Linked DNA regions of Homo sapiens: region 2 is linked to region 1. A link is a contact called in ENCODE Hi-C or POLR2A ChIA-PET data. All regions are on one chromosome and are shown on one strand. The core of a region is the stretch at or near the end of the contact, and the rest is flanking DNA. Distances in the headings are between cores, read along the strand shown.

Evidence for each region. A loop is a pair of places that touch in the nucleus more often than their neighbours do. ChIA-PET counts read pairs that join two places held with the same protein, here RNA polymerase II (POLR2A). Pooled maps may share reads with other maps.
Region 2: a map of Calu3 shows a loop between it and region 1 (7-fold over the local background). The contact joins two enhancer-like sites. A Hi-C loop is called at or near these places in 1 of 168 maps with a recorded cell type or tissue (Calu3), 1 of 37 single-sample maps with no recorded cell type and 2 of 50 pooled maps. POLR2A ChIA-PET finds 5 or more read pairs at or near these places in 1 of 52 experiments (AG04449).

Annotation. Positions count from the first base shown.
Region 1 is chr17:72,404,382-72,409,645 of GRCh38, reverse strand. LINC00673 (long intergenic non-protein coding RNA 673) reads left to right here. Exons shown (of 4, transcript NR_152516.1): 4 at 4,830-5,264. Among named protein-coding and RNA genes, the nearest start is that of LINC02003, 64 kb to the right of the region's middle. Within about 2 kb of position 2,110, at least 12 of the 41 ENCODE cell types and tissues checked have a DNase peak (open chromatin) inside an H3K27ac peak, as active enhancers do.
Region 2 is chr17:72,612,251-72,617,514 of GRCh38, reverse strand. The region is part of intron 3 of LINC00511 (long intergenic non-protein coding RNA 511); the gene reads left to right. Among named protein-coding and RNA genes, the nearest start is that of LINC00673, 22 kb to the right of the region's middle. Within about 2 kb of position 2,319, at least 11 of the 41 ENCODE cell types and tissues checked have a DNase peak (open chromatin) inside an H3K27ac peak, as active enhancers do.

The DNA of each region.
Region 1 (5,264 bases), core at 861-3,360:
AGCTGCTTTTCATGTATTATCTCATTTAATCCTAAGAGCTTTGCAAGGTGGATAATAATATCTCTATTTTGCAATGATGAAACTGAGGCTTTCAGAGATGAAGCCACCTGCCCAAGTTATCAGTCAGCAAATGGTTTAATTTAACATTCCACTTCGAAGCCAGGGCCACTTCTTGCCTTAGATGCTCTCACAGACCTGCTCTTTTCTTGCTGAGGCTGCAGGGTGTTGGTTTGAGCTTTCCAAGCCAAATTCCAGCTCCCACCCCTTTTGCCCAGCTCCCCTTCACTGTTACCAATATCTCTCCTATGATACTCTCTTCAAAAGGCTCTCGGAAAATACACTGTATTGACAAGATTAGTTTCTTATTGCTGGTGTGATAAATGACCACAAACTCAGTGGTCAGAATTGAATTGGAGAACACCCAGCAGGTGTCCGCAGCTCCGTGTCGGGGGGATAATCCCCACAGATTTGGTCACCAACATCTTCTGTGTTGATTGTTGTGGGGTGAGAGCAGAGGAAGAGCATGGTTGGAGAGAGTTTTCCCTGCACAGTCACGATGAGGGCTCAGAGGGACTGACAAGGAAGAAGATGGTTCTCCAGCTTGAAGAACTCAGAGAAACACGTTTAGTGGTTTATTCTAAAGGCTGTTACGAAGGCTACAGGTGAAGAGATGCATAGGGTGAGGTGTGGGGGAAGGGCTGTGGAGCTTCTATGCCCTTCCTGGATGCTCCACCCTCTAGGAACCTCCATGTGCTCAGCTATCTGGAAGCTCCCCAGAGAACCCTGTCCTCTTGGGGTTTTATGGAAGCTTCATGACATCAGCATTCCTTCCCCAAGGGTATAGGGCGGGTCCTGCTCTGGGGAGGGTCTCAAGACCTATAGTCAGAAAGGTGGGGAAGATTAGTCCTGCCTTCGGGAAGGGTAGTGGCTTAAAACAACACAAATTCATTCTTTCACAGTTCTGGAGACCAGCTTCACTGAGCAAAAGTCCAGGCATCTGCGTGGCTTCCTTCTGGAAGTTCTGGGGGAGAATCTGTTTTCTTTGACCCCTTCCTTGAATCCTTCCAACCTCTTGCTTCCATTATCACACTGCCTACTACCTCTCTGGGATCAGATCTCCCTCTGCCTCTCTCTTATAAAGACACTTGTGATCACAGTTAGGGCCTACCTGGATAGTCCAGGCCAACTTCTCAAGATCCTTAATCACATCTGCACAGGCCTTTTTGCCATATGAGGTAGGATTCACAGCTTGCAGGGATCAGGGTGTGGATATCTTTGGGGGCTACTATTCAGCCCCCAACAGGAGCCCTCTTGCTACTGTTCTTCCATTTCTTGTCCCCATCTTTTTTTTCCAAACACAGAATGTACATAGATTTCACTTCTGTCTGGGGTTTTTTTAAAAAGGCCAGAAACATGGTCTACAGGGCAAGGCGATGTGTTGGGAGGGTTTGTCTAATCAACTCCCAGTGGCCATAGCAACAGACATGAAAATATTCAAGTGGAAAGGGACTGGGGGTGGAGGGGAGGGTATGGAAGGATCCTGCCCTAGAGGGGCCTGTGTCACCTCAGTCAGGTGACTTAACCTGTGGAGTGATGTACGATGGAGAAGCATAATCAGTAGCTATGGTAGTTCCGTAGCGAGCTTTGCAAAGCTTCCCTGTAATTCTAGGGGATCAGATCTCTAGATGCCTTCTAATTCCTGCTCCTCCTATGGTCTTTCTCTAGGCTAATAGAGGTGTGTCTTTAGTGGAATACAAATGCCATATCTAGAAGAGTTTGATTTGTGGGGAGGAGGGAGAGTTAGGATCTGCTTATGGCCTAACCTCATTTTCCTCCCTTGTGTGGATTCCCTCATCCCCCCACACATCCCTTGGCTGGGCCAGCCCTGCTGGGATGAGAGTCTGTGGTGTTGTATGTTTTGCTTTTTATTTTATTTTGCAAATGCCTCACAGCATTCCCCTCTGTGTTTAATGTCCCACTGCCAAGTGCATGCAGTTGCCCGGCAACAAGAAGGAAGTCCCTGGGTGATTCACCCGGCTGTTGCCAATTAATTTGCGAGCTGCATGCATCTCCCAGGGGAAAAGGGCTCTCTCCGAGACAGCTCAGAGGGCCACTAACCAGGTGGAGAAACGAAACCAGAGGAAGGTCAGCAAAACTTTGGGTTTGTGTGGGGTGTTTTCAGGTCCAAATGAAAGGGTGTGTCCAGAGGGCCCTGGCAACACCTGTGGCAAAGACTCCTGGCTTCCTTCTTGGCCACCAATCAGAGAGCTGCCTGGAGCACACAAGCACTTCTGTGTCTGCACATTGGTTGCCTTTTTGATTTTTCATCCTTTTATTTTTTAGTTGACTCTAAAATGCAGACTCTCCTGTCCCAGTTCATCTGCAGAGAAATGTCTTGAACCGTTTTTCTTCTTGTCAGTCCCTCTGGGCTCTCATTGTAACTGTGTAGGGAAAACTCTCTCCAACCGTGCTTTTCCTCTGCCCTCACACTACAACAGTCAACACGGAAGACATTGGTGACCGAATGTGTGCAGGTTTCTCCCTGACACCAATTCAACTCTGATACCATCTACCTGGAGATAGCATCAGATCCCATGGGTTGAGGACTCAGTACCCAAGACTGCCCCCTCCTCCCCAGACACCAGTGGCCAGTCCAGGCCTCTGGAACTTCTCACCGACCAGCTTTAAGTTGGGGTTCCCATGACTCCCCTCTTTGGGTTCAATTAATTTCCTGGAGCAGCTCACAGAACTCAGGGAAACACATTTAGTGGTTTATTCTAAAGGCTGTTACAAAGGATACAGGTGAAGAGATGCATAGGGTGAGGTGTGGGGGAAGGGGCACTGGGCTTCCCTGTCCTCCCTGGATGCTCCACCCTCCAGGAACTTCCATGTGCCCAGCTATCTGGAAGCTCCCTGAAGAACCCTGACTTCTTGGGGTTTCATGGAAGCTTCATGACGTCAGCATTCCTTCCCCAAGGTATAGGGCAGATTCCTCTCTGGGGAGGGTCTCATGAGTCAGAAAGGTGGGGAAGATTAGAGTCCTGTCTTGGAGCAGGTGTAAGGAGGGCAGGAGAGGGATTCTGTTTCCTGAGGCCCAACATTATAGCAAAAGACTGTAACAAGGGCTATGGGAGTTATGAGCTAGGAACTTAGGACGAAAACCTGTGTGTGTGTGTGTGTGTGTGTGTGTGTGTGTGTGTGTGTGTGTGTTTATCAAATAACACCACAGTGTCATTATCTCATCTCTGGCCACTGGTGCCCTTCTCTCTGGGTTTCCTGGCCACTGCACACATCCCCACCAAGGCCTCAGCTAGAGCCCTCATGAAGGAGAATTCCTTTGCACCAGGTTGAGTGGGGCCCCCAGGTCTTTTGAGGGACAGAAGGGGGCCTGTTGGTTTCCAAATGCCCCCAGAATCCATCGTGCATTTCCCTCAAGGCCTTGCTGTCCTCTGGCCCCATACTTGCCTAAGGAAACCTTTGATCCATGTTATGTCTCCATTATGGCCTGTGAGGGTGGGGTTTGCCTGTCTGGCTGATTCCTGTATCCACAGCATCTAATCCAATATGGTACTTGTGAATGCATGGATTTGTGGTTGCCCAGGTATTCCTTGTGGATTGATAGTGATTGCTAGAATCAGAGACCCAGAGGGCAGCCTCTTTCATAAGGCCTATGTTATCTGTATCTGTGAATAGGCCTGATATGGTTTGGCTTTGTATCCCCACCCAAATCTCATCTTGAATTGTAATCCCCATAATCCCCAGGCGTGGAGGGAGGAATCTGGTGGGAGGTGATTGGATCATGGGGGCGGGTTCCCCCATGCTGTTCTCATGATAGTGAGTGAGTTCTTACAAGATCTGATGATTTTACAAGTGTCTGGCATTTCCCCTGCTTGCTCTTCTCTCTCCTACCGCCATGTGAGAAAGGTCCTTGCCTCCTCTTTGCCTTCCGTCACGATTGTAAGTTTCCTGAGGCCTCCCCAGCCATGTGGAACTGAGAGTCAATTAAACCTCTCTCCTTTGCAAATTACCCAGTCTCAGGTATTTCTTTATATTGGTGTGAAAACAGACTAATACAAGGCCCCTGACTTGCACTGCTAAGACTCATCAGTTTTAAAATAGGGCACTCTCCTGAAGGCATTTGGTGCTATTCAATATATTTGTTACTCAGTAATGGAAGGTAATGTTGAGGGGTGAACATCAAGGAAAGTATCGTGAGTCCAACTCCATCTTAATTTATTTGCTATCAGAATTAGGGAAAAATAAATATATTTAATGGTGTCTTACCATTTCCTCTGAGCTATCCACTCTGAGTAAGTTCCTAATTTATTGTTAAGGGTGTTTCAGAAGCAGAGAGAAGTTCCTAGTAAATCCTAAACATTAGGATTAGGGACCAGAGCCCTGCTGTTCTGTAGCAAGAACACCGGCACCCTCTGTGCCTCGGCTTTCCACTATAAAGTGGGTGATCTACCACCCCCATGCTCCCTGCCCCATAAATCACAGAAATAATAGTGACCTGCTGAAAAACAGAATTTTCCACTTCCTCTGGACTGGCTGCACTCAGTGGCATTTTAAAAAATCAGCTCTGGATTTCGTAGTGGGATTTGTGTAGGAGGGTTCCTGGTGATGATTCAGTGGATGGATAGTTCCTTGAGAGGTATAAATAGGCTTTCCCCCACCCCCACCCCCGACACTTAACTAAAATACTGCTTTTTGAAGTATATGTTCTGTTCAACAGCTAAAGCATTATAAACCAAAGACAGTAATGTGATGCTAGCCCCTGAAAGGGCAGAAGCTAGAATCTAATTCTCATGCTGTTTTTTGGTCTACAGGATGGGAAGGACTGATCCACATTCCCACCAGGAAGTTTAGCAGAACCCCCGCGTGCCACCTGGACCCCTTGGAAGGACCTGGCTCAGGCTGGACCACCTCTTGAGAGGCAGGAGCTCTGGATTTGATCAAGAATTCTTTGCTGAGCATGGTGCCTCATGCCTATAATCCCAACACTTTGGGAGGCCAGTGTGGGAGGATCTCTTGAGCCCAGGAGTTCAAGACTAGCCTGGGCAACACAGAGAGACCCCATCTCTAAAATAATAATAATAATAAAATAAAAAATTAGCAGGGCATGGTGGCATGTGCCTGTAGTCCCAGCTACCCAGGAGGCTGAGGCAAGAGGATGGCTGGAGCCTGGGATGTTGAGGCTGCAATGAACTGTGATTACCCCACTGCACTCCAGCCTGGGCAAAAGAGCGAGAGACCCTGTCTCA
Region 2 (5,264 bases), core at 1,070-3,569, 210 kb before region 1:
GAAATTGCAGAGCTTCCTCTCGAAGCCTCTAGATGCTAGCCTACGTCTTCAAAGATGCCCATCAATCAGAGATGTAGGACAGTCTTATCTCTGGAATCTTCCTTGGTCTTCTTGTTCTGGCATTGATCAGCTGGTGTGTCATACACACACACACAGGCACACACGTACACACACACATTATATATATGCATACATGCCATGCATACACATCACATACAGGTACAAGCACACGCATATGCACAAACATTGCACATCACACACATCTACACACACATTACATACATGCACATGCACATCACATACACGCACACACTACAGATATAATCCCTCCCCAACTCCTCCACAGCCCCCCACCACAAACCTTTAAGGTACTGACATGACTGTAACAGAGTCATTGACCCTCAGTGGATTCTCCACCCCTGGACAACTGTGGAAAGACCAGTGGCATTCCTGGGAGTACTTTGACGGTTGTACAGGGCCCAGCAACTCTTGGCTGCCACAGCCCCCTGAAAAACAATGGCCTTGAAGTTGTCCACCCTCACTGCGCTGGGCTACACTCATTGGGTCATGCTTCATTTTTGCAGAAGGCCCTTCTGTGAGTACTTTAAATTCCTGAAAAAGCTCATTACATTTTGCCATGGTCCTGAGATGGTGACTGGGGACTGTCCCTGCTCTCATTGACTTGACTGAATTGAGGTCCAGATTAAGCCATAAAACAAAACCCAAAATGCAACCTCCCAAGCCCCCAACATGCCAAGACTGGCAGAAATTCTGAGACCAGGTAAAAGATGCTGCGCCCCCTCAAGTCTGTTCAATGATCAGGCGGGGACTAGGGAATGCTGGTTTGACTGGTGGGCTCCTCCCCTGCCTTCTCTGTTGGGGGTCGTGTTTGCTTTGTGTTCTTGGCCACAGGGTTAGCAGGAAGGAGATCACCAATGCATCGTTGCATGTGCTGTTCTTTGATTTTTCTCCATTCTTCACCCTGGAAGAAGGAGTGAATTTATGGACCTGTTATGGACTGACAGATGCCCTCTGCAGAATTAGAGGCAGCCTGGGATGGAGGTTGGGTTCTGAGACTTACATCTTGAGCAGGATTTCTCAGTCTCAGCACTGTGACATTTGAGGCTGGATCATTCTTTATTATTATTATTATTTTGAGACAGAGTCTTGCTCTGTTTCCCAGGCTGGAGTGCAATGGCTGGATCATGGCTCACTGCGACCTCCACCTCCTGGGTTCAAGCGATTCTCCTGTCTCCACCTCCCGAGTACCCGGGATTACAGGCGCCTGGCACCACACCCGGCTAATTTTGTAATTTTAGTAGAGATGGGGTTTCACCATGTTGATCAGGCGGGTCTTGAACTCCTGACTTCAGGTGATCCAGGTGATCCACCCATCTCGGCCTCCCAAAGTGCTGGGATTACAGGCATGAGCCACCACACCCGGCCTGGATCATTCTTTATTACAGGGTTTTGTCCTGTGCCTTGTAGCGTGGTGAGTAGCATCCTGGCCTCTACCAACTAAATGCCAGTACCACCCTGGCTTCCCAGTTGTGACCATGAAAAACCTCTCCAGACGTTGCCCAGTGTCTCCAGAGTAGGGGGAGGGGCAAAAGTGTGTGGGTTGAGGAGCACTCATAGAGACGACTTCAAAGTTTTGGAGCACGACTGACTTCCTGCCAACAGTCACTCTGCCCCTCAGTCCCTTTGCTTCTCTCTCCATCCTTGCCCTTCCCATCTGTTCAATGGGCACTTCGATGGCCATGAACTAAACCATTTACTCTGTGAGTCAGGAGGAAAGCAAAACCCCAGCCACATCTCACGCTGGAGAAACAGGACTTTCTTTCCTTTCCCCTCAAAGTTCTAGTTTTCCGCAAGGTCCCCAGATGGCCAGCTGAGAGCCTCTCGTCCACTCTGCAGGCGGGGACAAGCAAGCAACACAAACACCCTCTGTCCTTCCTCCAAAGGGAGAAAAGAGTTTTCCTCCCTCCCTCCATCCTTCCCCTCCCCTTTCAGAAACTCTTGGGTTGTGTTCACCGCCACCCCCGCCCCCGCAACCCGGCCCCACTCAGTCCGCTTACACTGCCGACCCCTCCCCAGCCATTCCCCGTTCACTTCCCTCCCCTTCCCCTGGTACACCTGACTTATTTATTTATTTATGGCTGGAGTATTTGAGCTCAGGGTTAGTTCGAGTCTATTAAGTTTGCTCCTTTTCCTGCCTGGGAACCCGGGTAATGAGTAACCATAGCGTGCTTTGGGCAGCTGTCTCCGACAAACCGAGAGACGCCGTGGGAGCCGCATAAGGGAGCGTTTGTTCTGTGCCTTCTCAATAGTTCCTTGTGCAGGAGGCAGGGTGATGGGAGGGAGGGAGGGAGAAGGGAAGAAAGAGACAGACACTAAATCACTGCACTTTTGACAATTCCTCTCTTCTCTCCCACCACCCATCCTCCCCCACCTACACCGATCAGATCTTTGTGGTGGACTTAAGACTTTAAGACTTTTGTTGCTGTTTCCATGAGCCTGGGGAGAGGCTCCTGTGTACCTCGTGGGGGTACTTTTGGGTGAGTTGCAGACTATATGGGGCCTGAGGGCTGATTTTTAACATGGGGATGGTTTAGGTGTCCTGGATCTCTCCCACTGTGTGTGTAAATTAACACAATGCCTATTGTTCCCTAGTTCATTTAATGATCCAATAAATCTCTAGGTATCTATTCCCAACCTTGTGGCCTAGATATGCTATAAAGCTGTTTGAAAAGTGCTTTCATAAAGCAGTCCAAGTGTATTACGGGATTAGTCATATGCCCCACAATCAACATGGGACTCGTTAGGGCCTTCCTTGATTTGTATCATTATGTAGACAAGAGAGACAGGCCAAGAAATATATTGTACATACGGCTTTTGGAAAATATCCTAAGTGATAGCCACATTCATTCATTCACTGCATGGGGATTTAGCATCCACTATGTGCCAGCTGTTTGGCTAGGTCTCAGGGGCAACTACGGAAATGAACAGGGCATGACTCTGGCTCTCAAATTTGCAATGGGGTAAGGAAAATAAGAAAGAACCCATGTCCCCGAATTACGGTAATATAAGTTAAGCTGGAATATGTGCCATAAGAAAGGTACAAGCAGAATATCTAGAGAGAGGGGAGGAGGGAAGATGAAAATATTTTGGGAGCATGAAAGAAAGCTTGGCTTCAGGAGAAAAAGATGAAGGGCAGCCCCTCCTCCAGGCAAAGGAAAGGTTTTAGCCAAGAAATGAAGGCAGGCAAGCATGGGGCATATTTGGGGAACAAGGAAGGGCTGGGTTGGTTGAGACATGGGCAGATGAATCACCATCCATGCTGTGTTTTAGACAGATTAATCAGGCTGTGGTGTGTAGGGTACATTTAAAGGGGAAGAGATTAGAGATGACAGTTAGAAGTAGATGCCACCGGTCTAGTTGGAAGAAAATGAGAAAAGACAGGATGGGTAAGATGGTGGAGTGTAGGATTGTGGAGGGAGGGGGTAGCAACTGACCACATGTCGAAGAGGGCACAGTGGAGGTAGCCCTGAGGCTTTAAGCCTGGGTGGCCAGGAAGAGAAATCTGGAAAAATAGCATGACACATCATCAGGAGGTCCAAGAATGGTTCAGAACTGAGTAGCAGGATCAGTGGTCTGGTTTGGATGTGCTAGATCTGAGAGGCACCGAGGGACAGATGTCTGAAAGCCAAGTGGCAACAGAGGTCTAGAGCTGGGGGGGATGTCAGGGGCGCTGTCTCTCCCTAGCATCCCCCTCTAACGCTGGCACGAGAGTGGAAACTCACCCTTGAAACGTGAGCTGGATCTCCTTCCTTTGCCCATCCAGATCTTGTCTCCATTTCACCCCTGATCTGTGCCCCAAGAGCTGCCCTTGTAGGGATTGCATCAGCAGGCTCCCTTGGCCACTGGATTCCAGCTGAGTTCAGCAAGTGGAGCGAATAGCAGAAGATTAGAGGGTGGAAGGAAAGTAGCCTCAGTTTCTGGCAGGCTGTCCTTTCTCCGCAGCTGCTGTCTCTGGGTTCTGGAAACATTCTGCTCTCCTTGCCCCGTCTGACTTCAGAGGGTGGGGGTCATGCCTTCCCACCACTGCTGGCCCCATGAACCTGCACTCTCCCTTGTTGGTTCCTTGAACTCTGCCCATCCCATAATACATCATCTCTGTCTTAAGCTCTTTTCAGTCCCCCAAAGTGGTTGTGCTGTTTGTATCCTGTTAGGACCCTGATTCATCCAAAAACTGGAGTCAAAAGTCACACAGGGCCGGGCACGGTGGCTCACGCCTGTAATCCCAGCCCTTTGGGAGGCCAAGGTAGGCAGATCACTTGAGGTCAGGAGTTCGAGACCAGCCTGGCCAACATGTTGAAACCTCAGCTCTACTAAAAATACACAAATTAGCTGGACGTGGTGGTGCATGCCTGTAGTCCCAGCTACTCAGGAGGCTGAGGCAGGAGAGTTGCTTCATCCTGGGAGGTGGAGGTTGCAGTTAGCCCAATCACGCCACTGCACTCCAGCCTGGGCAACAGAGTAAGACTCTGTCTCCAAAAAAAAAGACACACAGAACAAATCCTTTTTCTCTTCTTTTATGCATGGTATTTCTGCTCAAACAGAGGCCTTATAATAATGGAATGGACAAATAATTATTACAATTGAGAAAAGTTTCATCAACTGAAGCAGTTTGCAAATTTTCTAGGTTTCTTCTATCATTCAGATTATTAATGTACCAGTTGTTGATCTCTTTCTCTTTAACATTTCTGGAGTTTTCTCTGTCATCCTTTGTCGGCTTCTGACTTCCCCAGGGGACTTCACATCTTTCTTTTAGTGCTGAGGTGAGTTGCTCCAACTGAAGCTCCTCTTTTTGAGCGGCTTCCACCTTCGTTCCTCTGGCAGTGCAGAAGCAGGCCGTTTGCCCTGGTGAGCTACCTCCAATTGAACCATCATCATCTGAGCATCAGAGAATTCTGAGCAGGAAAATTGAGACTTGTTCCAATTTATTGAGACTTCTTCCAAAACTTAGGAAAATGTTTAGCCGGAAGATAGTCTGTAAGTATCTGTCTGTTTTAAAATACAGGCATGCACACCATGCCATGATAGCTTTCCCGTCTCAGTAGTTGCTGTGACTGTCTTTGTGTTTTGTTTTGTTTTGTTTTGTTTTGTTTTGAGACAGAGTCTTGCTCAGTTGCCCAGGCTGGAGTGCAGTGGCGTGATCTCGGCTCACTGCAAGCTCCGCCTCCCAGGTTCACGCCATTCTC